Regions from separate parts of the Homo sapiens genome. Here region 2 is linked to region 1. The links are chromatin loops, found by intact Hi-C in ENCODE. Cell type or tissue: PC-9. All regions are shown on one strand. Links, peaks and the distances in the headings refer to the core of each region. The heading gives the core; the rest is flanking DNA.

Region 1 (16,079 bases), core at 2,689-10,688:
TGGCAGTAATTGGTGTCCGAAGGCCTGTGAATGACTATGGCCAAGACGTGAACTCAAGCCATCCATAGACTACAAGCTATTGCTAGTGTCTCCATTTCTGCCAAATCCTTCCTCATTAAATGGTCTTCTCAAGGTCCCTTCAGAACACTCAATTCTTCTAAGTGACAGGATGATCTCAGAAATAGGACAGGAGGCCAGGGATCCTAGCCTACACTGGGGGTGGCATGTCCAGCTTCCTGAGCTGATGTTTAGGTCATGATTGTCTGTCCCTAGTTCCTCTTTCACGGGAATACATGCTGGAGCTATGTACTAAAAGGGGAGTGTGTTTCCTCACTGTATCTCTCTCTGTCGGGGCATAAGACAAGAGAACAGACCTGTGGAATGATTAGGGAAGCTCAGGGGTATCTACCCAGTCTCAAAATCTCATTCCCAGCTGCCAGAAATTCACCACCAGTGTTTCCTTTTTACTGTTTTTGTTTTGTTTTTGTTTTTGAGATGGAGTCTTGCTCTGTTGCCAAGGCTGGAGTGCAGTGGTGCAATCTTGTCTTGCTGCAACCTCCGCCTCCTAGGTTCAGGCGATTCTCCTGCCTCAGCCTCCTGAGTAGCTGGGATTACAGACACCTGCCACCATGCTTGGCTAATTTTTGTATTTTTGGTAGAGGCAAGGTTTCCCCACATTGGCCAGGCTAGTCTCAAATTCCTGATCTCAAGTGATCCACCCACCTTGGCCTCCCAAAGTGCTGGGATTATAGGCATGAGCCACCATGCGTGTCCATTTATTGATTCTTAAAGGCTTGCTTTAGAAATAGATGGATAAAGTTGCTCAGCAGAATTATTAATATTATACTTTGAGATTTGTCTTATCAAAGGATAGAATAGGTTTGTTGAAGCAAGTATCTTCCATTGTCTTATTTCGCTTTATAAACTCATGTCTGCTTGGGAAAGAAAAATTTGAAAGCACACTAGAGTAGAAAAAAAAAAACAAATCCTTCATAGTTTTATCAGTCACTAAGTAGTGTCAATGATGCTCCTCCCTAACCCCAATATGTAAGTTCGTTCCCACCCCCCGACGCCGGGTTATAACCACACTATATATACTTTTTGTTTTTCATTTTCTTTGCAAGTGTCATTTTATGTTGGCACAGTATATCCATGTCAAAACATGATACTTTATTTAACCAGTCCCTTGGACCTGAACATTTAGATTATTTCCACTTTTTTGTTTTTATTAAAAATGCTGAGACAGACAGCTTTGTCCAGTAAATTTGTGTCTCACTTTTTATTGCACACACCCTGGTAAGTGGGATTTTCTCTTAAATTCTTAAGAGGGGAAATAAATTGGCCAACAGATAGTACATTTTGAGGGATAACTTTCCAGAAACCATTTATACTCCCATGTGTCATATAATGAATGGAGTCTGTTGATTCTTTGTGAATTTCATAAGTGATGAAGCAGTATATGGCATTTTCAGTTTGCTTTTCTTTGATCAACACTTTCTCCTGTGTTGATCATTTGCATTTCTTCCTTGTGAGTTGTATAGATAGAACAAGGAAATTTTGAAAGGAGGAAGATAGAGAAGATGGCAGAGCTTGGAGGCCTAAGGAGTGAAATCCACCAGGGGAGATGGATCTGGCAAGCCGGCTCAATGAACGTGGACTCCTGTGGGAGGCAAAGTCCTGAAGGCGAGAGTTAGGATTTTATAAAGCAAAGTTGCAAGAAAAAAAATTTTTCCCCTAGATTGCACACTTAGAATAAAATATCCTTTATTGATAGGAGCTCTTACCAGGCACTTGGGACAGCCCACATCCTTCAGCTGAGACCTAGCCAGCTTTACCAGCGCATCTTCATTTTTAAGTGACAGTTGGGATTTTGCCTCAGATACTTGAGGAAGGTATTGACCTCTCTGGAGATCTGCGGAAGGATCTTTCTCCTTTTGGAATGAATCAGGATGCTTTTCTAATAGTTGAAGATCAAAAGTAGTCCAAATAGAATTTCAGAAGTGATTTTAATGATGCCAGAAAATGGCAAGTCTTACACAGCTGAATTCTTAAAGAAGAAAAATTAACCAAAAGGAAATCATGAGATTTCCTAGAAATATTTGTTCTTATGTGTGAAGAGGCAGGCTAATCTTTTGTATGTGAGAGGCCTTCAGTGTTGTAAATAGGATAAATATGCATTTTGTCAAAGATATTTTATTTTTAAAGAAAAGCATGATATTTTGTGTGTGAAGTTTGGGCTTTTTTTTTTCCACCCTAAATCCTTCAAATGTTTTTAGTCATGTTTTTTAAGATAGTGAAGAGCTGCATATTTCAAAATGTATTTATATTCTGACCTTGGTTCATAAAAGTCTGCCAAGCGCCAGAACTATTTAAATTTGGCTATAACACTGTGTTAACGTGATGAATAACGATTGACATAAATGTACTATATTATTTTTATAAATTGTGGTTAGACATGATAGTAATTTTAGAATATTTACAGTGCTATTTTTGGAGACTTTTTTTTTTTTTTTAGTCAACTAGCAGTGTTGAATGTTTTATCTAGCCAACTACAGGTTTTCAGCTCATAATTAGAAATGCCTGAGAAGTCCATATTGTGATTTAAGGAGTTATTAGCCCAAGTCAGCAATTTTATAAGGCATTCTTATTAGGAAGTATAAAATGAACTTTATGTAGTAAAAAACGTATTTTATAATTGGCATATATCTAATGCATTGTATACATTCACTCATATTAAGCATTTTGGTTAGTCTTCATTATTTAATCCTCCTGTGGTTACTTAACATAGAATGTGTAATGAAGAACTCAGTAGCTTTAAAGGTGGGGTGGTTGAGGAGAATAGAAAATGAAGGTGATTTATTAACTACTGTTGAAAGCTGCTTTAGCAGTTAGGGTGAATAAAAATGATGATTTATTAAGTATTCCATCAGTAATAAGATAAAGCCACAGTGTAGGGTTGGAAGTACTTCTGTTTTCCCTAACTCCCAAGAATACAGAATTTCTATGACATTGGCTCTTTGCAGTCGTCCGTCCCTTCCAGAACTATCATATTGAGGGCAGGAGAAAGAGCTTCCCCTATTCATCCATGTGTCCAACAGATCAGTTAGCTCTGGGCCCTGCCCATAATAGGGCCCAGTATGTATTTGTTGAATGAATATGCTCTTTGAAATAAACATGCCTACAGGAGTTACTCAGGTTAAGTGTGATTTCGCGCTAAGTAATCTGGTATTCCAGAAGTGGTGTCCGCTCATCTTTGAAGTCCTTTCTAATGTATATACTCATGGGCTACAAGTCTTTGTCTTTTTGATTTTTTTTTTTTACAACAGTCAGAAGTCATTTAGAATCAGACCTAGTGAATAAAGAGACTAATGAATATAGGAAATGCCTTTTCCAGTTTTCAAGTTGTTTTCCAGAATGATTTATAAAATGAAAACTGCATTCATTTTCTTATATGACTGTAAACTGGTGAAAGTGGTGCCAAAAACAAAAAAAAGTCTTTTGACCAAATACAACACTGCTGAAATAAATGTAGATGATTGTGAGATTCCTTTAAAGGTCAACACTCGAATATAAAGATTCTGTTATTTTATTGAAAAGTGTTTATATCTACAGCCAGTATTTTTTTTTTAGATATGTTATTTTTAAAGTAGGTAGAGTCTTCATTTATTTTCTTTATTACCTAGAATACTGGACAGTATTTAATAAGGGTTGCCATTTTTCTTGTATTTCAATTTTATACAGGATATACCTAGAGTTGGTTTTGTTTTGTTTCCATTTTGGCAAAATTTTTTGAGAGATAAAGGTGTCTTAATGAGTAATGCTTACAGTACCACACTAAAATGAAAAGTCATAGGTTAGCTATTATTTTCCACTAGAGAAATCAGAATTACATAAACATGTTCCTCCCTAAGAAGGTGTGATATTTTGAGAAAGAGAAAGAAGCTTGGTTTTCTATTTCCCAATTTCATATTGTTTCTCCTGAAAAGTGCTGTGTCATATAAATAATTGCATGGTAGAGGCTCAATGAATTTTATGCATTTGTCAGTGGTCCCTTTTGCAGTTTATTCTACAGATGACTATTAATATTCCTAAAACATCACTTCTCTCGTATTGCCCAACTCAGGTTTTAATGGTCCTCCATTTCCTATAAAGTAATGATTCAGACTTCAACATGCATCAGAATCACCTGGAGGGCATGTTAAAACAGATTGCTGGTGCCGGGCGCAGTGGCTCACACCTGTAATCCCAGCACTTTGGGAGGCCGAAGGGAGGATCACTTGAGGCCAGGAATTCAAGACCAGCCTGGCCAACGTGGTAAAACCCTGTCTCTACGAAAAATACAAAAACTAGCCAGGTGTGGTGGCGTGAGCCTGTAGTCCCAGCTACTCGGGAGGCTGAGGCAGAAGAATCACTTGAACCCAGGAGGCGGAGGTTGCAGTGAACCGAGATTGTGCCACTGCACTCCAGCCTGGGTGACAGAGTGAGACTCTGTCTCAAAAAAAATAATAATAAAAAAATTTTGAAAGCCTGGAGTTTCTGATTCAGTAGGCCTGGGTGGGCCCCAGAATTTGCATTTTTAGCATGTTGCTAGGTGATACTGATGCTTCTGGTCCAGTGACTTCAGCTAGAAAAACATTTTGCTCTAGAATGAAGTCACAGTGAAGTCACAAATGTTTAGCTTGGCATCCGTAGTCTTCTGTAAATCTGCATCAGTTTATTTGTTGAGTTGTATCTCTGTTACTTCCCAGGAAGGACTGTGCTTCCACAAAACTTACATAGTTACTATCTCCAGAACACATGTCGTTTAGGATTTCACCTTGTTTACTTTATGGTTCTCAAAAGGAGAGTCTTCTCACTTGCTCAAAATCCATGTCCTCATGAAGCCCTCTCTACACTCTCAACCTTCACTGATTTCTCCCTTCTCCAAATTCCCATGTTATTGATTATTTCTATCTTTGGCCTGTGTGTCACTGATTTTGTGTGCATATATGTTATCTTTCAAGTAGATTTCAGACACCCTAGAAGTGGGGACACCTTTTTTATCTCATAGGTCCGTGGCCCAGAATTTGACAATAAAAGGCAATTCATCCTAAATGTAACCCAGATTAAGTATATCAACAAAATGTTTTATAAATGTGAGGCAGTATGGCAGAGTAGAAACACTTCTGTCCTCCCTTTCCACGCCTTTGAAATGGAGTTAATAATTCCTCTTTTTCAGAGTTGTTGTAAGAATTAAAATAGAAAATGTATGTGAATCTCTCAGCGCAATGCCTGGCATGTATCATTCATTATTCAATACATAGTATGTACTTACTAGCAGCTAGGAATTGGTAGGAGTGATAAGGAAAGGGGTTGGTAGGTAAATTGGATTCAGAAAGTCATTTCCAGGAAAGAAAAGTATGTTTTGGCTGCAGTATTGCTGTATTGACCAATAGCTTCTATTTTCTATTGTTGCCTCCCCTTTTAGTTGTTGTTGCCAAATTTCTCACTTCCTATGGCAGGAAAGTAAGCATTATTTTGCCTTGTTAGAATTGTTATTACACAGAAGGGATGCTCATCCTCAGGAAAACCATAGAGAGGGTGTTGAATGGAGTGGTTCCTCATTCATTCATCAGTGTCCAGTTACTTCTGACTTCTGGGCCTGCTGTCACACAACACTCAGATATGTGGGGAGGAAAGAAAGCCAGGGATAAAGAAATCTGGAGAAATACCTTCAGGGCATAGAAAGAAATAATTTTTGTGAGCTGAAAAGCTGAAAATGTTTCATTCAGAGATAACTACATGTGTAAATTTAGCTCAATAATTAGGCATATGGTGCTTTCATTTTAGGATGTATCCACCCTTTGTGATAATATCCGTTGATTATTAGAGCTGCTGCAGCTTTAACTACATTGGCAGCAGAGATTCCTAGTGCATTTAAGACAAGAATTCAAGAGTGAAATGGAAAACTGAATTAATAATTTGTTCTTGGGTGGTTTTAATCTGCTCCTTAAATGTAGTTTATGCCTGGAGGATTAGATTTGGAAACAGAACACCAACTAATGTTCTAAAAGTTTACTTCCTTTTATTGGAACATTATACTCTTAAAGATTTTCAGAAGAACATTTTGGCTGTTTTAGTCTTAACATACGAGGTACACTTAAGTTCTTATGATTCAACCTAAAACAATAGAAAGCTTTTAATCTATGATATAATTTTTAACTTTTAAAGTATTTCATGTTAGACTTCAAGGCAGGAATTGTTTAATAAAAACCAACTAATAAAAGGAAAGATATTCTTTGTTGGGCACGAGGATATTTGGGTCTCTTTTCCCAAGCTTTTTAAAATCCCCCTAGGTCTATATTTTTCAATCTTAGAATTTAAAATCTGCTTGCTGTTGATGGTAAAGAAAATAGGAAAATTAAAATCAAAGGTTATTTCTGTTTACTTCCCATACCTTGTCAAATGTTTCTAAAATTGATCGAAAATAAACCATTGTAATTTTATAAATTGAAAAAAGAGTTATATTCCAAGATATAGCATAGTAGGATGAGCTGAAATAGGAAGTTTAAAACAGGTGTCTTTGGGAGAGTTGGGGATGGTGATGCTTTCCATCTGCTTCTTGCTTAAAGCTTTAACTACGGTCCTATTAGAATATACCTGAGAGTCTGGGAAGTCAGTGTATTTGCTTCTGTGGTTGTAGTTCTCCACCCACCTGTGATCTGAAGAATTACACCCTAGGTTTTTATAAGGTAAAGGCACTAGAATTTAGACATTTAGAAGGGACTTCTTTGAAAACTAGGAAGAAGATGGGCAAAGTATAATACCAGGTATTGGTCTGAGTTAACCAGGAGTAGATTATTTATTAGAAAACTAGTCTGAATTTATGTATTCTTGATAAATACAGGTTTTGACAGAAATTCTCCACTTTTGACTGATCTGGTAATAGAGGTTGAGGATTTTATAGCCAGATATGCTGCAGGTAATCAGGTGTTAGTTCTAGCTTAATAATTAGCTTAATTTAGTATTAGCTGTCTTTTTCTGTGGTACTTTACCCATGCTCTTAATCATCTTCCATCCTTCAGTGTGTTCTGCTGGAGAGAGGCGGTACTAATGGTGCAAAGGCAGACATCAGGAGAGTTGCAGAAGTGGTATTATATATGTTACACACGTCAGAAGACTAGTCACCTTAATACTCAGTAATTGACTATGATTGGCAGCAGGGAATGAGCAGCCCTCTCGCTTCCTGGAACCTTGAGAGGTGAATTCCATACATTACCACTGGTGTTCAGAAGGATCACCTTTTTCTGACCTGTGGGCACTCACTCCTACCTTTTAGAATTCCTGAGGGAGGAAGCTGTCTAGTTATATGATTAGTTAGCATATTTGTGGACCTTTAATTATCAATAGAATTGCTCGAAAGCTGTCTTAGGAAGTAATGCCTTTGATTGATTTGAAATCTCATGCATCACCCGTGTTGCTAGTGTTTTCCAAAACACTGAGGGATTTTTGCAGACAGCATTTTCAGGGGCTGATTTGAAGGTAATAAACCAAACTGGCAGGGAGGGAGGGTTCTTCCTCCACCTCAGGGTGAGATCTCTGCTCCTTTACTTTACTCTGGAGTGCCCTGTCTTCACAAACCCCGGGGGCACACAACACATTAGTAGCCATAAGTGTCTGTTGTGTGTTATGCAGCCCGGAGTCTTCCACTGGTATATACCAAGTCCCCAAGTTAGATATTTCTCTTTTAAAAAGAATTTTGCCTTCATATTTAAAATAAAAATTATATTCCTCAATTGGCTTTTTTTTTTTTTTCTTGAGATGGAGTTTTGCTCTTGTCGCCCAGGCTGGAGTGCAGTGGCATGATCTCAGCTCACTGCAGCCTCAGCCTCTGGAGTAGCTGGGATTACAGGTGCCCGCCACCACGCCCAGCTAATTTTTGTATTTTTGGTAGAGACCAGGTTTCACCATGTTGGCCAGGCTGGTCTCCAACTCCTGACCTCAGGTGATCCTCCCACCTTGGCCTCCCAAAGCGCTGGGATTACAGGCGTGAGCCACCGTGCCCGGCCAGTTGGCTCTTAAACCTCAGCTATTAATTTCCAAGTATTTTTGGTTTATGAATAACAACAGCAATAATAGCAATGTCTGATAATTTTCTCTTTTTCTCTAGGTTTAAAACAGAGGCAACAGTTAAAACTATACTTTTAATAAAAAGTGCAGCTTCTCAGTTATACTCCATCATGTATTCCCTTTTTCTCCTAATAGAATGTGTTTGTTATTCTTCCTGTTCTGAGAGTGGCTCCTTAATTGATTTTATACCATCAGTTAGTGTTATTATATATAATTAAGGAAATCAATAATGAGATTTTTAAAATATCATCTTGGCATAGATTTTGTCTCCTTTATCTGCAGTTTTAATTCTGGAATGGTGAAAAGTATGCCAGTAACTACAGGATACCATTTGTTGAGTGTTCACTTCCTATTAGATACTATGCTCACCACTTTATGTACATATTCTCATTAAATTCTCAGAACAACAAGTATTTGGTTTTTCTCAGAATATGGGTATTTGACATTATTCTCCTCATTTTATACATAGGAAATTGAAGCCAGGAAGGGGCAAGCAAATTGCCCAGGGTCGAGCAGCTCCTGCGAGGTTGAAATCCAGGTCTGTCTGGTCCCTGCCCCCACCCTCTTCTTGTGCACTCATCTCTGCTGGGTTCCCCATATCCCCTGGGGCCTTGGCAGGCTCAGATCTTACCCACCTTGAATAAAGAATCAGGACTCCTGTTGCAGTCACTCCTCTGCCTGAGAAGGAAGTAAAGGGAAGTGAGGTGAGGACTGGCACAATTTCCACCCCAGCTTGTGGCAGACAACATGCTTTAATTCTGAAAGCAACACCAATGCTCAGTTTGTTTGGAAAAGCCTCTCAAGAGTAATATTGTGCTCAACTTAACAACTATATTTACTAGTATGTGTTCATGTATGTTTATATCCCCTTGATTATATATATATATATATATATATATATATGCATAATATGTACATGGTTATGTGCGTGTATATAATTATCTAAAATAATACCTTAAGCATTAATGAAAGTTATTGGGGGTTCTGGAAAGTTGTTTAAATCAAGAGAAAAACAATTGTCACTGGAAGAAACAAATCTAAATTTGCTTCCTTTATTCTCCCTCATCTTGGGGCAACTATGACTCCTAAAGTTTAGGATACATAATGTTACAATTATTTAATTTTTAAGCAAGAGATTCTATAAAGTGTGACCACATTAACAAAAATGCAGTATGAATTTTAAATTCACAGTGAGGTATATCACCAAAAAGAATTCTATGAGTCAAAATAATATATTGTTACTGACTTGACAGTCAAGTTGTATATAGAAGTGACAACAAAGGCTCTGTTTAATTGATCTTAAGAGATCCGGACAGTATAACTCTTTCTGCAAATGGGGCGATACAGTTATCATTCAAACCCAAATAATTTTTTTTTAATTTTAATATTTTCCTTTAATAAATCAGATTAAGAATCACTTCCAACAACCCTCCTACAAATATTTAGAAGTACCACCCTGTGCAAGGCACTGGAGAGATGACAGTAAACAAGACCATTATCACCACTGCCCACATGGAGCCCAAAGGGGTAGAGAGTAAGGAGGCCCTGTGACAAGTACCCTGGGAGGGGCCTAGAGTTACTATGGGAACCTGGAGTAGAACATAACTCTGGCAGATTAGGGGGTTCAGGAACACTTTCTAAATGAAGTAAAGTATTAGACCTGAGGATGAGTGGGAATTAGCCGGTTGCAGGCAAGATGAAGAGGGCCGCAGGATAGGAATGGAATGTATGAAGGTCCCCAGGGCAGCCAGAGGACTGAGCCAGAGTAGTAGTGCTGAGAAGAGGAAGTGGGCCACAGAAATGAAGCAGAGAAGGCGTCTGACCAGGTGTTTAGACTTTATCCTGAGATCATCAGGAACCATGGGAGGGTTTCAAGTTGCAGAAATAATATCAAATCTGCATTTTTGGATAAGACTGGAGTCCAGGACATGTGTTAGAAGGCTCGGCAGTAATCCAGGTGAGAGATGAGGATGGCCTAAATGCATAAAGGGGTAGTGAAGATAGAGAAAGTGAACAGATCCTTGAGATACTTAAAACCGGAATTTATAGAACTTTGTGGGCACTTAAAAATGGAGAGTGAGAGAGGAAATGGAGATAAAGAGGTTCTTGGGTTCCTGATTGGGTCACGGGTTTTCTGATGGTTGGAATCGTCAGGAGAGAGAGAGGAGTGGAGAGGGGTAATGGATGTGGTTTAGGATATGTGGCATTAGAGGAGAAAGATGTCCAATTGGAGGTCTCTTGTGAGCAGTTGGATGTATACAACAAGCACTGCAAAGAGAAGTCTAGGCTAGAGATGCCAATCTTGAGGCCATCAAACTATGGAAATAAATAAGATCTATTAGGGATAATGTGTCCTGTACAAAGAGTCAAGGGCTTAGAAGCCCAAGGAACATCAACATTTACAGGATGTGCAGAGTAAGTGGTGACAGAGAAGGAGCAATCAGAGAGATGCAGGAAGAAAACTGGCAGAGTGTGGCACTCTGGAGCATTTTTAGATATTCAGTATTTGAAGGAGTGAGTCTCAGCAGTGTCAAATGCTGCTGAGAGTCAAGATAAGGACTAAGAAGTGTTCTGTGGATTTGGTAAGAAGCAGGTAGAAGATGACCCTTACTGGGGCTGATTCAGTGCAGTATTCAGGGTAGCAGCTGTATTGCAGTGGAGCTAAGGAAGGGCACAGACTATTCTTTCAAGAAGGTAACTGTGAACGAGGCCAGAGAGGTGGGGTGGTAGCTGCAGGATGACAAGGGGCAATGAGAAGGCTGAGTAAAGAAACAGAATACTTGCTGGGCACTGCTGAGCACACAGTTGGAGCCGGCAGCTGGCCCCCTCTGCTCACTCGTTTGATTTTTCCTTAGCGGGATTCAACCACTCTGCCATATTTGGACAAGGCAAACAAGTAGATTGACCTATCAAGGAAGACACATGTTCCCAAGTGCTTTTTTGAGAATCTGATACAAGAGATCATTTGTTAGTAAGAATGTAAATCCACTTAATTTGGAGTCAGTGGGTGGGGGGGGGATATTTATTATAAAAAGGAATCTCTCATGGATTTAGGTGAAGACCTCACAGAACCTGGAATTACAAATGTGAAGGTACAGGGAACCAAGACTGCTATTCCTCATTTCTTACTCTGGGCTACTTAGTCTTTTGTCTTCAGTCATACATGCTTTATTCTTTCCTCTGCAGACAGGCTGTCTTATGAATCAGTACTCAAGTTTACATAGCCAATAAGTTTAAACACTAATAGACTTTGTAATAAGCATCTCAGAGGCTCAATTCCAAATTCCCAGAATGGAGAATCTGACCCAGCTTTAGTTAAGTGTCTAATCATCTATGGCCAGGGGGGTGGAGTATTGATTTTTAGTGCAAATGTAGGCATGGCACAGAGCCTCCTAAGTGACAGAAAGAAGAGGATTGCCTGGCTGCACAGAGGTTTTCTGGCATCTCTGCTGCATCCAGACATCTGCTTTGCTGTATTTATCTTATTGAAAATTTCTCTGTTGTGGGCCTACTTGTCAGAGGCAAGTTGTCCAGAGTTCTGCTATATATTCATTATGGAAGGTTTTACCTTATTGAAATGACAGTTCCCCACCTTTAGCATTTTATATTGTTCCATTAACTGTCATACAAACATTCCTGCAAAATATCAGTTCAGGAACCAAACTTACTTTCCCTGAGATGGTAACCGTTTCACAGCCTCTCATATTGCTGCTTCATTATGTGATGAAGTCTAAACACGTAAATGGTGACCAGTTAAAACACACACCTGCACACATCAAATCAAGAATTTGATTCCAAATTTACAAAATAATCAGGTCTTATCTTTTGAAATCCTACCTGTCTATCAAGACCCAATTTAAATCTTATTCATTCCATAAATTCTTGCCTGTTCTTATCCCCTGAACAGCAGAAAATTATTTTTCTCTGTTTTTATGACTCACTTTGTTTTAACCTACTTACTACTTTCTTAGTGTTAAAGGCAGCACACACAAAGGCACTGAGATGAGAGAGCTTGTGGCTTTGCCACTTATTAACAGTCCAACCCTGTGAAGATATACAGTGCATTTGAGCTTTATCTCTTACCTGTGAGAGTGATGATAATGCCTACCTTTCCTGGATGTGAGGAGCCAGCAAGTGAGCGGATGCACAACTGTTTGCATGCTAGGAAACCTTTGCAGATATTGATTACTTAAGGAAATAGTTTTGGGGTTTGAAGACCGGGTTTCTAAATCCCTGTCTGCCACTTGGTAATTCATGGTGTGGCAGTGGGTGACTTACTGTTCTTCTTGGGCATGTTGTGTGGTGTGTTTTCTTTCATTGCTCTAACAAATTATCACAGAGTGACTTAAAACAATACAAATTAATATCTTACAGTTCTAGGTCAGAGTCAGAGTGGCCTTGTTTGGTTTCTCTGCACTGAGTCTCATAAGGCCAAAAATGAGCTGTCAGCTGGCCCAGGCTCTTCTCTGGCTCTGGGGGAGAATCTGTTTTACAAGCTCATTCAGGTTGTTGGCAAAATTCAGTTCCTTGCCAACTGTAGAACTAAGGTCCCCATTTCCTTGCTGTCAGTCGACTCTCAGTTTCTGAAGGCCACCTGCATTCTTCGTCAGTTTGCTCCCTTCATTTTCTTTTCATTCATTCATTCATTTAGACAAAAATTGTATATATTTATGGTGTACACATTTCAAAATATGTAACCATTGTGGAATGGCCAAATTCAGCTAATCACCATATCTGTTACCTCACATACTTACCATTTCTTTTGGTGGGAGCACTTAAAATTTACTTTCTTAGCAGTTTTCAAGTATACAGTACAGTGTTCTTAGCTATAGTCACCATGTTTTACTACCATCTTAAAAATATGGAATGTAGCCTGGCCAACATGGTGAAACCCCATCTCTATTAAAAATACAAAAATTAGCCAGACATGGTGGTGCATGCCTGTAATCCCAGCTCCTTGGGAGGATGAGGCAGGAGAATCGCCTGAACCCACGAGGTGGAGATTGCAGTGAGCCAAGATTGAGCCACTGCACTCCAGCCTGGGCGACAGAGCGAGACCCTGTCTCAAAAAAAAAAAAAAAACAAAAAAAAAAAACGGAATGCTTCATAAATTTGCACATGATCCTTGCGGAGGGGCCGTGCTAATCTTCTCTGTGTTGTTCCAGTGTTCATACATGTTGACAAAGCAAGAACTGAACACTCCTTTTTCAAACCAGCAACATCACATGGAGTCCTGTTCAGCTGAATCTCTGACTTTCCATTCTGCTGCATCTCTTCTGCCCCCAGCTGAAGAATGTTCTTTGCATTTAAGGGCCCACTTATTAGATTGGGCCCACCTGGATAATCCAGGTTGCTCTTTAAGGGCAACTTAATTGTTCTTAAGTAACTTTCATCATACCTGCCAACTCCCTTTGCCATGTGAAATAACATGTGCACAGGTCTGGGGATTACAGCATGGAAATATTTGGGGTAGGGTGGTCATTCACTCTGCTTACCACTTTTGGTACTATGTATGTGTACAGTGTGTGAAGTCAAGCACAGTCACTTGCATACGTAGAGCTACTCAACAGTCAGTGGTAAATCATGTGGTCTTGATATGGTTAGGCTTTGTGTCCTCACCCATATCTCATTTGAATTGTAATCCCCATAATCCCCACAATCCCCACGTGTCAAGGGAGAGGCCAGGTGGAGGTAATTGAATCACGGAGGCAGTTTCCCCCATGCTGTGCTCTTGATAGTGAGTTCTCACAAGATCTGATGGTTTTATAAGGGGCTCTTCCTTCCCTGCCTTGCTTCACCTTCCACCATGATTGTAAGTTTCCTGTGGCCTCCCCAGCCATGCTGAACTGTGAGTCCATGAGCCCTCTTTCCTTTGTAAATTACCTAGTCTCCAGAAGTTGTTTATAACAGTGTGAAAACAGACTAATAGAGGTATAATGTACATGGATGCACTTTGGTCAAGAGTAGGCCAAGGCAGGCATCCGAGCCTGCATGACTCAGTGAGTTTAGGGCACAGGTGCATACTCCATTTGTTATAACCGGTTTGTGTAAGTTTGTACTTGGTTCTGGACCACTATTGTCTGTAAAAGGTATAACTGTCCTGCTGACGCTATACAGGTGCTCGTGCCCAGAGAAAGAGAGAGCTAGAGCTGTCCGTCTTTTCCGTCTTTGCAGACGGACAGTGAGGAGCCAGGACACAGCTCGGCCTGCTTATGTCCAGAGAGAGAAAGAGTTAAGCTGCTGACCCTGAAGGCAGGGAGAGCCACCCACACAGGTATACGTGGGAGCAGCCGGCTCAAGCAGCCGAGACAGAGCAGAAAGTGTAAGAGAGATGCTGAATAAAGCTGTATTTCACCTATCTACGGCCCCTGAGTGTTCTTTCAGCTATCTGCCATTCATCCACCCACTCCCCTCGGACCTCAGCATGGGCTGGAACCTGACCCTGGACCTAACAACAGGTCTGTTGCTGTGATTTATGTTCAACAAACATAAACTGTTACCCAAGAGATATTTTGTGCCTCAGGTTGCTGGTAGGAGTAATGCAAATCAAAAGAAGCTAGGTTGATAGTCATACAGTAGTTCCTTTGTATAGTAACTTCTAGTATATGCAAATAGAGAAGGCAAGCAAACATGCTGTATCCACATGTAGGGAATATTGATCAATAGGAAGAATATTCCATTTTTTTCTTAGGACTTTTGTTGAAGCCTTTGACAAACTATCTTATTTCAATTCCATTATTGTTCGTATTCTGGGCTCAATAGGGGTATTTAAAGTACCCAGTGTTGTAAGACTACTGAAAATCCACATCCCCCTGCCCCCGGCGACGGAGTATTGTTCTGTCACGTTGGGGTGCAGTGGTGCAATCTCAACTCACTGTAACCTCTGCCTCCTGGGTTCAAGCGATTCTCCTGCCTCAGCCTCCTGAGTAGCTGGGATTACAGGTGCATGCCACCACACCTGGCTAATTTTTGTATTTTTATTAGAGACGGGGCTTCACATGTTAGCCAGGCTGGTCTCAAACTTCTGACCTCAAGTGATCCACCCACCTCGGCCTCCCAAAGTGCTGGGATTATAGGTGTGAGCCACCATGTCTTGCCAGACTACTGAAAATCTTGAATGAAAAATAATTCTAATTTTTGTTTATTCACCCTGCATCTTAGCAGGTATAGTGTAAAAGTTAGGAGCAAAAACTCTAGAGCCAGACTCCCTAATTCTGATTTCCCGCTCTTTGATGTGTCCAGTGAACTTGGGCAAGTTACTTAACCTCCCTATACCTCAGTTTTGTCATCTGTTAAGGTAAATATAGGCCCAACTTTGTGGAGTTATTATTGAGGATTAAATTAAATGTGTTGATATATGTAAAGTGTCTGGAATTGTAACTACTATATAGTGCTGTGTGAGTCTTAGGATTATTATTTTAATTGAATAATATGCTTTAACCATTGGCTCTAAACTAAGGCTGTTTTGCTTCCCAGGGTACATTTGCCAGTGTCTGGAGATAAGGGTTGTCACATCTGTTGGGGTGAGATACAGACATCTAGTGTATACAGGCCAGGGACACCACTCTGCGTCCAAAAATGCACAAGGCTGCCCTCCCCAACCCCCCAAACACAGGCTTATCCAGCCCGAATTTCAGTAGTGTCAAGATTAAAAGCCCCAGTTTAAACCAGTGGCCTTTTATTTTTTTAGTAACAACTTCATTGTCAAATAAAATATTCATGTATCATGAGTGACTTTTAACAATGAGGAAATTCATGACTGAGAGCCATAGGGCTCTGAGTTCTACAATAAAGTGAAAAGTAGAAAATAATTGTTCTGGTGATTATAAAAAGAGATATCACAGGAAAAGAGTGTGCTTAACTTCTAGAATATATAATTAAGGGTAAGAAATACTCTGATCCTGTGAATCATTGAATGGGAGTTCTCATTTTCTAATTTTCCAGTGAGGTTCTTCTGGAGATTATAAGGA
Region 2 (16,079 bases), core at 1-8,000, 1.0 Mb before region 1:
AAACCCAAAACACGTTCTCCATGATCCTTAGCGTGACATCATTCTGCGAGTCCTACTCTGGGGTGTGTGGTGCATGTGAGAGAGACTGTGGCAAAGATGATTGCCTGGCTCTAGCACACTCATGAGAGACCAGCTCTGGGTGGAACAGGTGAGAAGAGGGACACTGAATTATCTGCTCAACTCCTCAAGGCTTAGGGGAAGAGAGTCAAATGTTACCCTCCCTGGGACCTATGAGTTAAGCTACAGGGCCTAGGTATGTTTCTCATCTATTTATTAAAAAGAGCAATGTAGTTTACAAATGATTGTTGATCTATGGATATTTTATTTATTTTATTTTATTTATTTTATTTATGTTATGTTATGTTATGTTATGTTATGTTATGTTATGTTATGTTATGTTATGTTATGTTATGTTGTTATTTTATTTTATTTGAGAGGGAGTCTTGCTCTGTCGCCCAGGCTAAAGGGCAGTGGCTGGATCTCAGCCCACTGCCAGCTCCACCTCCCGGGTTCACGCCATTCTCCTGCCTCAGCCTCCCGAGTAGCTGAGACTACAGGCGTCTGCCACCACTCCCGGTTAATTTTTTTTATTTTTAGTAGAGACGGGGTTTCACCGAGTTAGCCAGGATGGTCTTGATCTCCTGACATGATCCGCCCTCCTTGGCCTCCCAAAGTGCTGGGATTACAGGCGTGAGCCACCATGCCCGGCCGATCTATGGATTTAAAAAAATAAAATTGAAACTGTTGTGGATAGTTAATATATATAAATAATATATATTTTTAAAACGTTTATTTTAATAGTTAAATAAAAGCTACATAAACATGCTTTGAAAAGATTTAGCCAAAGGGTAAAGATAAATAGAAAAATGTTTCCTGCCCTGTCCTCAGTCTCTGTTTTCATTTTCTTCCTCAGCAATAACCACTGTCAACATTTTAAGATGTCTTCTTTCCTTTATATATTTTTAGAAGCATACATTTGCATTTATGCCACCATATATTTACATGCATATGTTTTCATATATATGTGTAGATAGATAGATAGATGGATTTCTACATACATAATTTCATGTATAAAAGCATATATGTTCACGTATATCTATATATTTTAAAATATATGTATTATTCTATGTGGGTTTTATTGCACTTGACATTTTTTCTTTATACTCTCTTAAAAATTTTTATGTGCTAATGCATGTATATCTACCTACTTGTTATTTTCAGATGATTCTAGTAATTTGAGGGGTAAATGAACCATGATGAATTTAATCAATTATTTGTTGATGATGAATTTGGGATTTTTCCAATCATTCAATATTACAAGCAATGCTTCACTGATCATATTTGAACACATGTGATTATTCTGGTAGTATAGATTCCTGGAAATGGAAGCACAAAGTAAAATCCCTGCATGTTTAGATTTTGTTTTTCATAAGAGCTTTACAGTTGAAATACTCATCAATGTACTTAATATTTTACATTTTGAAGAGCAATAAGGAATACTGTATCTGTATTTTAATTTGTACGCCATCATTATGAGTATGTTTAGGAATTATCTTTTATTTTATATCTTTATTTATTTATAAATTATTAATACCCTTTGCTCATATTGATTTTTAGAAGCATTTTTTTGTGGTTCTGACTACTAATATATTTTTGGTTATAAATATTACTATATTTTCTCTCAACCCATTAAGATTAAATAAACAAACTTAATTGTTACTTTTGCCCCAGATTCCCATGTATTAATATCATCAAATCTATGGACGGGTAATAGTCTTGACATAGCTCTCATGCTTTATGGGGATAAATCAAAATTGTACAATATATGAGAGGGATTTGGAATAAAATCCTAGAGATATTGGTGGATTCTATTGACTTTAGAATTGACTTTAGAAGTTCAGGACAAGTAAAGAGCATTTACATTATTCAGATTAAGAAATTATGGTTTCTGTAGAGCCAAATTATCATGACATATTTTTCTAGCACAGATTCATCTGATCTATTGTTTCAAATGTTTAGCCTAATATTTATCCTAAATATCCTCTTCTAATTATATTATTTCTCCTTGTTTCCATTGCCTTTTCTCATTGTCAGTGTTTCTCATTTGCTTTTCTGTAATTTTTTTTTAGAATTTCCAGATATATTTGATCTATTTATCTTTAAAAAATAACCAGGTTTTTTTGCATTTATTATTTCATATATTTACGTATTTTTATTTTATTATTATCTATCCTTTATTTTTATCCATTTATAATCAATTGTTAAAGGAAATTGCTATGCTATGCACTTAATGCCATGATATTTTCTTCTGCAAATTTTGTTATTCATATACATGTTGGTATGTATTATGCTGTGTTTTTGTTATCATTCCTTTTTTAATAGTTTCTGAGTTTAGTTTTGATTTCTTCATTTATTTCATAGTTATTTAGAAGGGTTTTTCAAAACTTTTATGTTTCCATTTGGATTGGTTTGGTTTTTGCTTGTGTTTTTTTTCTACAAAAATGTCACGCTTTTGACAACAAATAGCAGAATAAGTAAATATTTATATTAAAAATACAAATAGAAATTATACACTAGGGAATGCAAAACAACATAAGAAAACTTACCATTCTAAAGCTCAACAAAATTGCTATGATTGAGTTTCAAATGTATCTTGTTTCCTGGCAGCCATGGCAAAAAGGGAAACCGTATCAATTATACACTGAACCACACTAGATAGGAAATAAATCTCTGGATATGGAAAACAAAACTGAAAGTTTTCTTGATATTTAAAATAAAATCCTCACGTGTATCGTATATAGTAGATTCTAATTCATGTAAAAAATATTCTTAGTATTATGCATATAGCAAATGTGGCCTAAATGACCATGTAATTACTATTTTATATATATATATATGTTTTAAGCAATTTAGATTTGTGGTGGCTATATTTCTACTCCCTGAATATTTTTAATTCTTATTCTAGACATGAGTGATGACAGCACTTCTTTGCTCACTGTGGTCATCCAGTCATGTGAATACTTTAGTTAATGGTTGTTAAATGTGAGTGCTCTGTGTTACTTAATTGCCTGTGTGGGTCCTCTAGAGCTTTCTTTTCTTTCCGTCGTGGTGCAATGACCATGCTCAGTATGGTACCCATTTCTTAGCCTGTGTATGAGGGTTAGAATAATGCAGAAAACTGGAGACTCATAATGGGCATAAAGCATGAATAAGAAATAAAATCTGAGTAGTTTAAAGTCTGAGATTGGGAGGTTTTTAAAATTATCTCAGCATAATCTAGCCTGATATAAACTGGATTTCAAAACTGATTTCATTCTAAGTAGTTTCATGTTGCACTAAAATATTAAGTTATACTTTGTAAGATGTATTTTGATCCAAGGATATATATGAGTCATATAAGTTATATAAGCATAAGAATTTCCTCCCAGTATCACTGCACCTTTGACAGAAGCCACATAGGAGCTAGTTCCAACTTGCTCTTTTAAATAGGAGGCAGAAATACAGAATTACTATAAAAAAGGGAGATTCAAATGTCCTGAAACCCAGAATGAGTCTGTCAGACTTGTAGCTACATTAAGCAAATCTAAAAGTTTAGTCTTCTTCTAAGCATGTACAACTTTCCACTCGCGCACAGAAATTAAGGCAAGAAAGGGTAGAACCTTTCTTCAAAAGCAGCTTGGAGTCTCATCTTCCTCCACCAAAACAGTATCAATTACTAGTTGACTCTTGTATATCAAAATGTGCCCTGCAATGTTTACCACCCAATTTGAAAGGGAAAAAAATGTAGATCTATAATTATTTTTCACAAAAATTGGTATGAAGTTTAAGTTATAAAGACTCTGAAATGAGACACAGAGCCCCCCCACATATTTCAACTGTATCACTTTTCAATTGCCATCTGTTGTTATTGTTGTTTCCTTTATTCTCATGCTGTCCTCTGGCTTTACAAAATCCGACTTGCAGTGCCTGTGTAGGTGGGTTGGCCTCCCTCAGCAATTCCCTGATTAGTAACTTTTCAAATGTTCCCTTATTTTCTGTCTTATCATGTAAATTGTAGTTCTGAACTCTTTCCCACATTTGAAAACTCCAAAGGGCTCACTGCAATAAATTCATAACTGAAAAAATAGCATACCTCCCTTCTATGAGGTCCCTTTGAATATAGGTTATGTCCCTTTGAATATAGGAGCATTCCTTAATGACATACAGGAATTACATGGCTTAGAATTTTTGAGAGGTGGCGCTCTCAGTACACTTCAAATCACTCTGTAAAGGTCTCTCCACCTATTGGTTGAAAGTGGTAACTACCTGAATAAAACAATATAAAGTAAATTGACTGATTTCTTCCTACAAGGGCATTTATTTGATACACTATAGTAGTAGTAGAAGTATTGTGTCACCTTAACACGATGCTGAATCTGTCAAACCCTTAAGTACTTGGATTAAAAGTACTTAAGAATAAAAGCAAAGAAAAAATATAATACATAGGAGACAAAAGAATTAGAGATGTGAATTATAAGGAAACTGGAGCCAAAGAGAATTACTGAAGTTTGATTGGGTGGGAAGACCCAGAGAAGAAATCACAGTCTAAGTGTGAAGTTGTCCTAGATAATTGAGAAGCAGAAGTGATTGGAGAAATGGCTATGTTGGGAAAGGGCAAATTCAGACAGGAAGAAAATCAGGAACATTCATTGGTAGAAAGAAATCACCCTAGATAATTCTGCTAGCCATGTTTTCCAACATATTCTTCATAAACAAGTACTATTTCAGAGACTGGGAGTGTCTAACAGTCATAAGTCAAAACCTCTAATGCAACCCACTCAATTGCATGGAGCCATCAAGACAATTAAAGGTAAAGCCAAGGGCAGAACCCAAGTGTCTTATTCTGCCAATTGGCTTATTACTCCTGCCTCAGATAAACACAAACAAAACAAAATAAAAACATGATATAAATGGCAGGATTTATTGGTGATCAAACATCTGTTCAGTAGATTTTTCAATAAGAAACGTATTTCAAATTGGCAACCACTTCTGTTCCTGAATTGCACACTAACATTTTATCATGAAAATTGCATACCTAACATACCTAAATTCAGATGAATCAATCAATGAAACTGTTCTTTTATAACCTGCACAGCTTTCTAGAAAATTTATTGTCACCTTATACGTTCTATTGCTGCAGAGGCATTCTTGGTTAGCATTTTCAGTCTAATGCTATTTTGTTCAAATTCCTGAGGGAATTGGGATTGATAGAGTACATATCTAACTAGATACAATAGCCTAATTTTTAAAAATAAAACATGTTATATTTTATATTAAGTACTTGAGTAGGCATTAGTAATATATACTTTTACACTTAAAGTAATAAAATCTCTTTTAAATTCTGGTTGAAATGCAGTGGCGGCTTCTAAATTGCTCACTGTTTTAAAAAATTATTATACATACGTAAAAGTTTTTGAATAATTGGAACTAATGCACTTTAATCACTAATGCTAACTTCTTTTTTACACATTTTTAATGGAGTTTTAAAAAAAATCTCTTTCACATAACATGATACTGTTTCCTCAAACAAGACAGTATACATATGCTAAATGTTTTCTGGGCCAGGCGCAGTGGCTCATGCCTGTAATTTCAGCACTTTGGGAGGCCAAGGCTGGCGAATCACCTGAGGTCAGGAGTTCAAGACCAGCCTGACCAACATGGTGAAACCCGTCTCTACTAAAAATACAAAAATTAGCCGGGCATGGGGGCGGGCCCCTGTAATCCCAGTTACTCGGAGGCTGAGGCAGGAGAATTGCTTCAACCCTGGAGGCAGAGATTGCAGTGAGCAGAGATGGCACCACTGAACTCCAGCATGGGCGACAGTGAGACTCCATCTCAAAAAAAAAAAAAAAAATCTGAAGAATCAAGCTCATAATCACTTATATTTATAAACCTTTAGAGATGAAAGAGATGAACTGAGGATCCTAGAGAATCACGTTCAGAAAGCACTGGGAAGCCTAGAACTCCAACCTAGGTCAGTGGCTCCTTCCACCCTCTACATTTGCCTGTTTCCTTTCTGCCCTCTAATTGATGAGATTTACAGTTGTGAGGTGAATGGATCTTTTTGTCCACCTATACATACTATATATAGCTTTGAGTTCTTAAGTACATTTCAATTTTTGTGGTTGTCTTTGGTTCATAGTACAATTTCCTACATGTTGTTGCCTTTAAAATATTGTAATCTGAAATCTCCTTTTCATGAAAATAGTAGGTTAGGAAAGACAAAGATAAACAACATTTTATAATTGAGTATATCATAAATGTAAGAAAACAGGACTTGGATTTTCCCTCCACAATACATATTTATATGCTTTCTGATTTGTTTATTATGGGGCAGGTATATTTTCACATTTAAATGTTTAGGTTATATTTAATTTTTCAATTATGATATGGTTATCTTAGTGACTTGTGGGAAGTGAGTTTTGTCATGATGGTTTAAGGTAAATGTCACAGTACATTTTCTATAATTCCCAATGTCTTTTCTAAATTCAAATTCATATTTATTGTAGAAGTTATTAGCAGCTGAAAAATATATATATACACACATATATTCAAATGTAATCATCTAGAATTCATGTTGAAGTGAAAGAAGAAACAGTGGAGTCTGAATATATTTTTATGCATAAGTATAATGTATGCATATGACATAAGCATATAGTGTTAAAGGAGCAGAGACTTAGGGACATACTACACCTACCAAATGTCTAAAATGCTAAGGATAATCTTTAAAAGTAAACTGAAAGAAACACAACAAAAAATTCACTGCTGTTTCTTGATTATATTCCTAATGATTCCAGACTAGGACCAGTTGTGTTGAATTGTATAAAAAGCTAGGGGCATACTTCCATTCGCTGAGTGCTTAATGAGCCCTGGTGTCTGTCTTTATGATCTTGATACAACTGATACCATTCAAACCTGTACCATTTCCCAAAGGCTTTGGAACTAATTGAATCCTCTTTAATGTTCAGTAAAGAAGGAGCACGTATTTTTACCTTCCATGCATTACAGAAGGCTCACACCTCCCGGTGACTCTCTTCCTGTTTTACCCAAGGCTTGCTTTCTAGAGGATCCTGATATGAAGGGAGGAGTAAGGTTTCATCTTTGGAAAGCAAAGGTCATTGGGTTGCTTTATTTCAGGGTTATTTGAAAGTTGAATACCTTCCTGAGGAATTGTTTCTACAGTGATTGCCAATTTTCTGCTTGAGAGGTTTATGATCAAATTGTCTTTGGTAGGAGTTTTTAGTTGGGATTTTTTTTACTGCTGATGTTCGAGAACATTTGCTTGCACACGTTAAAATTTCTTTTTCTACTGTGGTTAACATTTACAATTTCGAGCACCCATCAAAATGAGTTATCCAGAGCATATGGCCTAGAAATTGATAGATATAATTTCAAGGAGGAATAAATGAATACAAGACTTTAACATGGAAGGCGGCAAGGCTGTGGGTAAACCAGAAAATAAAATAAAAACAGAAAATAATCTTTAAAATGAAACTTCAGGATATAAAGATTCTGCTAAAGGATAAATAATGTCTCTTGGAACCTGGTAAACACATAGGGAAAGGTCTAAGGTAAGTTGCAATAAGAACCACAATTAAACCCTTGAATAAACAAAGTCACTTAGATAAATACCTTATTTTCCTCTGGTTTTTACTTTTCGTACATTACCTAAAAGGAAACCAACTTTCTCAAGCCATTCTCATTAACTGTCCCTAGATGTCACCTTAATGAAAATATCCACCAGGGCCTTCGGAGTTTTCAGGGCATAACCATTAAGTGAAATAATGAGTGACATTCTTTACGAGGGCAATGTAATGATACTAATACTACATCCTGCATGAAATTAACACATCTAATGTGGCACACATTGTCCAATACTAACTCTGCAGATTGCAATGCCCCAGTATCAAAATTCTATATAACAACAACATCAAAAGATGTTTACATCTTTTTCGGAAACTGAAATCACTAATTCTCTGCATTATATCAGATATCCCAATTTTCCAGTAGGCAGAAAAATGAATATAGAACCGGTTTTATTTCACCATATCAGTTTCATTTTAACTTTTGGCTCAGTCAGCTTTATGTCAGAAATATCTATTCCTACTCCATTTGACTGTTTACAAAAGGAACATATGTATATTATATTAATAAATAGAAATGTAAATCCATTCCAAAGAGTTCAGTCCAATCAATCTAAAATAAAAATTGCTAAGAATATCAGTGGAAACATTATTTAAATATTATAGTTTATGAATCATTCCCAAAAGTAAGACACATATTAAGATGGTGCTAATTACAACAATGAATTTCAAAATAATGACATTTTTTCAAATAACTCTCAAATATTTATACAAAATTATTGTAATTTGATATTCTGTATTTTTAGGTACTTAGTATCATATAATATTGTATTATGTCCCCAGATAGTAGTATTGTTGAGCCTATACACAAAGGGGAGATGAAAGAAATTTCAAATTTGATGAATCACAATTTTAGAATGTCATGAATTCCCTTTTCTGAATCAAAAGCTCAACCTCTGTCTCTCTGTTGTATTCCTAACCTTGTGTTTAACTTTCAAAATTGTTTTCCACCACATAGTAAGGAAACACATTAAGGTTTGAGTTCTTTAGCTTTTCCATTATAGACAAATACACCCAGTGGAAACAATTAAAACATTGTTAAGAGTTTCCTACAGTTTTCTCAAACCAGTTGAATGAATTTCACAGCACATAATTTATTAGTTTAAATATAACTTCCAGGTAAAGTGTAAGAGAGATATATATATGCAAGAGCATGAACACTTTCAGAGAAAAGGAGGTCATTTAATGAATGATCACCATGTGTATAAAAATAAACTATAACTAGTCTGAAAAAGTTAACAAATTCCTATAAATTATCTACATCCATAGACAGCACTTTTTAAAAGCAAAAACCCACATGGAAAAAAATAGTGAATTTTTAACAATAAAATCTACAGACATTTACATACAATACTAATATTGAAAACCAAAATGTACCTCCTGAAAGAGAATTTCTGGTGGAATTATTATTCTGGTTTCAGTCACTCCAAATCAGTAACAAGCTGGGCATGGTAGTGTGCTCCTGTGGTCCTAGCTATTTGGGAGATTGAGGCAGGAGGATTGCTTGAGCCCAGGAGTTTGAGGCTTCAATGAGTTATGATCAGGCCACTGCACCCCAGCCTGGGTGACAGAATGAGACCTTGACTATAAAAAGAAAAAAGAACGAGGTCTCTAATAAAGGAATTGCATTGTGTCAAAATTGTGCTTCAGAAATGACAAAGTATTTTTACTTTTACGTGGTTTCAATATAATGCAATATTGCAAAGGGTGAGGAAGAGAGAAGAACTTAATACAGGATAACAATTTCTATGATAGAACTACAGTGAATGTTAATAGAATATATACAGGGTTCCCCAAAGGTGAACTTTGAAGACAGAGCAAGTTTAGAGTAAACTTCAGGAAAGAGATGGTGATTGAAATCTCAGAGATAGTTGTCCAAGTGGAAGGAGGAAGCACATGCAACAACTTGAGGAGAGAGAGATCTAGTATACTGGTGGGACTTAGAATAGTTCCTACTAGGTTGGCGCAAAAGCACCTGTGGTTTACTTTCAATGGCAAAAACCACAGTTACTTTTGCACCAACCTAATATGTCTGGCACTGTGGCCAAAAGGAAATTAGAGGTGACTGGAAACGAATGGGGAACCAGATGTTAATTTAGAGAGGAGTATGAGAGTTTCATTAAGTGAGTTATCCTTTTTATTAAAGGCAATGAAAAACAGCTAAAGGATTTTTAATAGGGAATGATTTAATCATATATTGTAGATACATTTACTTTGGCAGCAATGTAAATAATAGGTTGAAGTAAGTAAGTATTTGGGGTACAGGAAGTTATTTTGATAATTTCAGTGAAAACTGAAGATGGCAACTTCTAAAGTTGTGGAAAAAGTGAAAAAGAGTTAGGCAAATAAAGAAGTACAAACAGAGCCAACAGGATTTGATAACTGATTACTTGAATAAAAAGGAGAACTGAATGATGGTTTCCTATTTAATGGTGTTGACAGCAGGCTGGAAGGCTGGACCAAAAACTGGTACAGGGAATAAAGAATTAAAGCAGACTTAGAGTGAAGAAGGAGGTGATTGGTAGATAATCGGCTTATTTTTGTATGTAATGAACTTGAAGTTCATATGGGGATATCCAGTGGGGAACAGGTTATATGGTTTTGGAAAAGCTGACAATTATTATACTGAAGTTTCTCACATTGTAGATGGCTTTCAAAATTTTGGAATACTTTAGGTGAGATTAAATGACAGAAGGATTGAAAATGGAACTCTATAAAATATCAAGATAATTAGCATGTTCAAAGGAAGAGGAGAAAGAGATACAAGATTACTAAAAAATGAGAGAAGAAAAATCAGTATTTTTATGTAAATTAAGGAATTGACAATTTCCAGACAGGTGTGGTCAAGCAGTTTAAAACTATTATAATATAGTCAGGTAAATTAGGGCCTTTAAAATTTCCATGGAATTTAGAAAAATGGCCATGGCAAGAATAGTTTTAAAGAAATTATGCACAAGAAAAACAGAATGCAGTGGGTTGTAGATTAAATGAGTTATTTTTTAAAATCCCAGAATCTGTTTACTGGTTAAGTAGAGAATTCCTTCGTATGGAATAATGGCCTATACAAGACATCTGAGATAAAATTATGAAGAAAACGGACATGGTCTCTATCCCATATATTGTCCGGTAGGGGAGATAAGCCTCAATTACAATGTATTTTGACTTATCCTGTGATTGAGATACTGTGAGGAGGTTTACTTTTTTAATGAAATGTTTAAGGGAAGGTAAAGATTGAGGGAGAAAGTAAATATTGGGCATTATTAAAACTTTTCTCATTTTTTATTTTATTTTTATTTGTTTGGCTGTGATAAGAACACTCAACATGGTATCTAGCCTCTTAGGAAATGTTTAAGTTGTACGCTATAGTACTGTTAACTATAGGCACAATGTGGCACAGCAGATCTCCATAACTTACTCATCCTGAGTCTCTAAAAATTTATGCTTATTGATTAGCAAATCCCTGTTTTCCCCTCCTGCTAGCCCTTGAAAGCCACCATTCCACTCTCTGATTCTATGATTTTTTTAAATTTTAGATACTTCACATAAGTTGAATCATATGGTATTTGTCCCTGTGGTTGGTTAATTTCAGTAAGCATGTCTTCAAAACTCACACATGTAACTGAATACTCCTTTTTCTTTTTAAGGCTGAGTAACATCACATTGCTTGTGCAAATCACATTTTCGTTACCTGTTCATCTATTGATAAACATTTAGATTGTTTCTAGATCTTGGCTATTGTGAATAGTGCCTCAGAAAAACCACAGGAGTCCAAATATGTCTTAGAGATTCTGATTTCAATTATTGTGCATAAATAGACAAAAGTAGGATTGCTGGATCATATGGTTATTCTATTTTTAATTTTTTGAGGAACCTCAATACTGTTTTCCATAGCAGTTGCATCATTTTGTATTCTCATACAACAGTGTAGAAGAGTTACAATTACTCCACATCCTCACTTGTCTTTTCATTTTATAATATTAGCCATCTGAACAATCAACAATGGGATGATAGCTCATTGTGGTTTTAATTTGAATTTCTTTTTTGATTCATGACATTGAGTTTCTTTTCAAGTACCTGTTGGCCATTTGTATGTCTGCTTTGGAGAAATGTCTATTCAAGATTTTAGTCTATTTATAATTGGGTCGTTAGGTTTATTTGACATCAAGTTGTAGGAGTTTCTTATAAATTTTGGACATTAACTCAGACATACGGTTTGCAAATATTTTCTCCCATTCCATCGGTAGCCTTTTAATTGTGTTGATTGTTTCCTTTGCTGTATACAAGTTTTTAGTTCAGGGAAGTCCCACTTCTCTATTTTTTTATTTTGTTGCCTTTGCTTTTGGCATCATATCTATGAAATCATTGCCAAGACTAATGTCATGAAACTTTACCCCTATGTTTTCTTCTAGGAATTTTACAATTTCAGGTATTATATTTAAATTTGTTAATCTGTTTTTTGTATATGATATAAGGGTCCTATTTATTTTTGGATGTGGATATCCAGTTTTCCCGCATCATGTATTGAAGAGACTATCCTTTTCCCATTCTGTATTCATGATACCCTTGCAAAAATCAGTTGACTGTATTTGCATAAATTTGTTTTTAGGCTCTGTATTCTGTTCCACTGGTCTATATGTGTGTCTTTATGCCAGTATCATACTGTTTTAATTACTATAGTTTTATAATCTGTAATATGTTTTTAAATCAAGAAGTGTGAGACCTCTAACAGTTTTGGGCCCTTTTTCAGCGTTTAATGATGCTAGCTGTGTTGCCTTCATATATTGCCTTTATCATCTTGAAGCAATTTGCTTTCATTTATAGTTTATGGGAAGTTTTTCTTCTAATAAAAAGATGCTTAACTTTGTCACACTGCTTTTCCTCATCTATCGAGATAAATTTGTAATTTTTATCCTTTATTATGTGAATGTGGTATATCACATTAATTGATTTTCATATGTTCAACCATTCTTGCATTCCAAGAATTCTCACCAGATCATAGTGAATGATCCTTTTAATGTGCTGCTGATTTGGTCTGGTGGTATCTTATTAAGGACATTTGCAATTATATTCACCAGGAACATTGGCTTTTAATTTTATTTTGTTGTAGTATCTTTGTCTGGCTTTGGCATTAGGATAATGCCCATCTCATAAATGAGTTCTGAAATTTTTTTCTCCTCTTAAATTTTTTGGAAGAGTTTAGAAAGCATTGTTGTTAATTCTTCTTTAAAACTTTGGTAGAATTCATGAGAGAAGCCAAATGTTCCTGGGCTTTTTTTTTTTTTGTTAAAAGGTTTTTAATTACTCATTCAATCTTCTTACTCAGCATAGATCTGTTTAGATTTTTTTTTATTTCTTTATGATTTTGTTGGTAGTTTGTATGCTTCTAGAATTTATTATTCTTTCTAATTTATCCAATTTGTTGGCACATAATTGCTCATAGCAGTCTCATGATTGTTTTTACTTCTGTGGTATCATTTGTAATGTCTCCTCTTTCAGTTCTGATTTTATGTATTTGAGTATTTTTTTTTCTTAGTCTAGCTTATGGTTTGTCAATTTTCTTTACCTTTTCAAAAAACTACCTCTTAGTTTTATTGCTTTTTTCAACTGTTTCTCTATTTCCTATTTTATTTATTTCTCTTCTAATCTTCCTTGCTTCATTCCTTTTGCTAATTTGGGCTTAATTTGTTATTCTTTTTTCTAGTTTCTGAAGGTATTAGGTTGTTTATTTGAGACCTTCCTTTTTTACTGTAGGAATTTATCACTATTAACTTACCCCTTAGTACTGCTTTTGCTGTATCTGATAAGTATTGGTATGTTGTTTCATTATTTTTTGAGCCTCAAGATAATATCTAATTTCTCTTTAAGTTCTTTTTTGATCACTGGTTGTTCAAAAGTGTGTTATTTAACTGCAACATACTTGTAAATCATTAAATTTTTCTTCTGCTATTTATTTAAAGTTTCGTTCAATGTTGGGGAGGAAATATACTTCATATGATTCAATCTTCTTAATTTTGTTCAGACATCTTTTGTTATCTATTATGTTATCTATCTTGGAAAACGTTGTTTGCACTTGAGAATGTATACTTAGTTTCTGTTTGGCAAAATGTTCTGTATAAGTCTAGTAAGTCAATTTGATTTATAATATTGTTCAAGTTTGATTCATTGTCTGTTTTTTTTCTATCCATTATTGAAAGTAGTGTATTAAATTTCCTTAATGTTATTGAGTTGCTATTTCTCCCTTTACTTATGTCAATGTTTGCCTTACGTGCTCGGAAATTAGGCACATATATATTAACAATTTGCTACATTTCTTGATGAATTGATCCTTTTACTATTATATAATGACTTTCTTTTTCTCTTGTGATAATTTTTTTTTTTTTACACAATGCGTAGGTTTGTTACATAGGTATACATGTGCCATGGCGGCTTGCTGCACCGTCAACGCATCATCTAGGTTTTAGGCCCCACATGCATTAGGTATTTGTCCTAATGCTCTCCCTCCCCTTACCCCCTCCTCCCCAACAGGCTCCACTGTGTGTTGTTCCCCTCCCTGTGTCCATGTGTTCTTGTTGTCCAGCTCCCCTTATGAGTGAGAACATGTGGTGTTTGGTTTTCTGTTCCTGGATTAGTTTGCTGAGGATTATGGCTTCTAGCTTCACCCATGTCCCTGCAAAGGACATGAACTCATCCTTGTTTATGGCTGCACAGATTCCATGGTGTATATGTGCCACATTTTCTTTATCCAGTCTATCATTGATGGGCATTTCGGTTGGTTCCATGTCTTTACTATTGTAAATAGTGCTGCAATAAACATACGTGTGCATGTGTTTTTTATAGTAGAAAGATTTATATTCCTTTGGGTGTATACCCAGTATTGGGATTGTCAGGTCACATGGTATTTCTGGTTCTAGATCTTTAAGGAATCGCCACACTGTCTTCCACAATTATTGAATTAATTTACACTCCCACCAACAGTGTAAAAGCATTCCTATTTCTCCACAGCCTTGCCAGCATCTATTGTTTCTGACTTTTTAATAATCACCATTCTAACTGGCATGAGATGATGTCTCATTGAGGTTTTGATTTGCATTTCTCTAATATCAATGATGATGAGTTTTTTTCCATATGTTTGTTGGCCACATAAAAAGAGAAGCATCTGTTCATATCCCTTGTCCACTTTTTGATGGGGTTGTTTTTTTCTTGTAAACTTCTTTAAGTTCCTTCTAAATTCTGTATATTAGACCTTTGTCAGATGGGTAGACTGCAAAAATGTTCTCTCATTCTACAGGTTGCCTGTTCACTCTAATGCTAGTTTATTTTGCTGTGCAGAAACAAAGGGTATTCAAACAGGAAGAGGGTAAGTCAAATTGTCTCTGCAGATAACATAATTCTGTATTTAGAAAATCCCATCATCTCAGCCCAAAAACTCCATAAGCTGATAAGCAACTTCAGCAAAGTTTCAGGATACAAAATCAATGTGTAAAAATCACAAGCATTCCTATACACAAGCAATAGAGAAGCAGAAAGCCAAATCATGAATGAACTCCCATTCACAATTGGTACAAAGAGAATAAAATACCTAGGAATACAGCTTACAAGGATGTGAACAACCTCTTCAAGGAGAACTACAAACCACCACTCCCGGAAATAAGAGAGGAAACAAACAAATGAAGAAACATTCCATGCTCATGGATAGGAAGAATCAGTATCATGAAAATGGTTATATTGCTCAAAGTAATTTATAGAGTTCATTCTATTCCCATCAAACTACTATTGATGTTCTTCACATAAGTAGAAAAAAAAACTTTAAATTTCATATGGAACCAAAAAAGAGCCCGCATAGTCAAGACAATCCTAAGGAAAAAGAACAAAGCTGGAAGCATCACACTACCTGACTTCAAACTATACTGCAAGGCTACAGCAACCAAAACAGCCTGGTACTAGTACCGAAACAGACATATAGACCAATGAAACAGAACAGAGGTCTCAGAAATAACATCATACATCTACAACCATCTGATCTTCAACCAACCTGACAAAAACAAGCAATGGGGAAAGGATCTCCTATTTAATAAGTGGGGGTGGGAAAACTGGCTAGCCATAGGCAGAAAACTGAAACTGGGTCCCTTCCCTATACTTTACACAAAAATTAACTCAAGATGGATTAAAGACTTAAATATAAAACCCAAAACCATAAAAACCCTGTAAGAAAACCTAGGCAATACCATTCAGGACATGGGCAACGTCTTCATGATGAAAACACCAAAAGCAATTGCAACAAAAGCCAAAATTTACAAATAGGATCTAACTAAACTAAAGAAGTTCTTGTGATAATTTTTTACTTAAATTCTATTATGTTTGATATAATATAGTTATCCCTGCTGTCTTTTGGTTACC

Evidence for each region. A loop is a pair of places that touch in the nucleus more often than their neighbours do. Peaks named below come from ENCODE experiments on the same cell type or tissue, not always from the same donor. Only the 100,000 strongest peaks of a DNase experiment are listed, where the experiment ranks them.
Region 2: it touches region 1 in a loop (6-fold over the local background); 2 of 110 quality-filtered maps call a loop at or near these places.

Annotation. Positions count from the first base shown.
Region 1 is chr6:119,324,504-119,340,582 of GRCh38, reverse strand. All of the region lies in intron 2 of MAN1A1 (mannosidase alpha class 1A member 1), which reads left to right. It also overlaps the pseudogene RNU6-194P. Among named protein-coding and RNA genes, the nearest start is that of MAN1A1, 17 kb to the left of the region's middle. In PC-9, for the core only: CTCF peaks have their summits at 6,471 and 6,676; no DNase peak of the experiment used is centred there.
Region 2 is chr6:120,366,968-120,383,046 of GRCh38, reverse strand. No RefSeq gene overlaps it. Among named protein-coding and RNA genes, the nearest start is that of MIR3144, 360 kb to the right of the region's middle. In PC-9, for the core only: CTCF peaks have their summits at 4,059 and 4,262; a DNase peak (open chromatin) is centred at 4,246.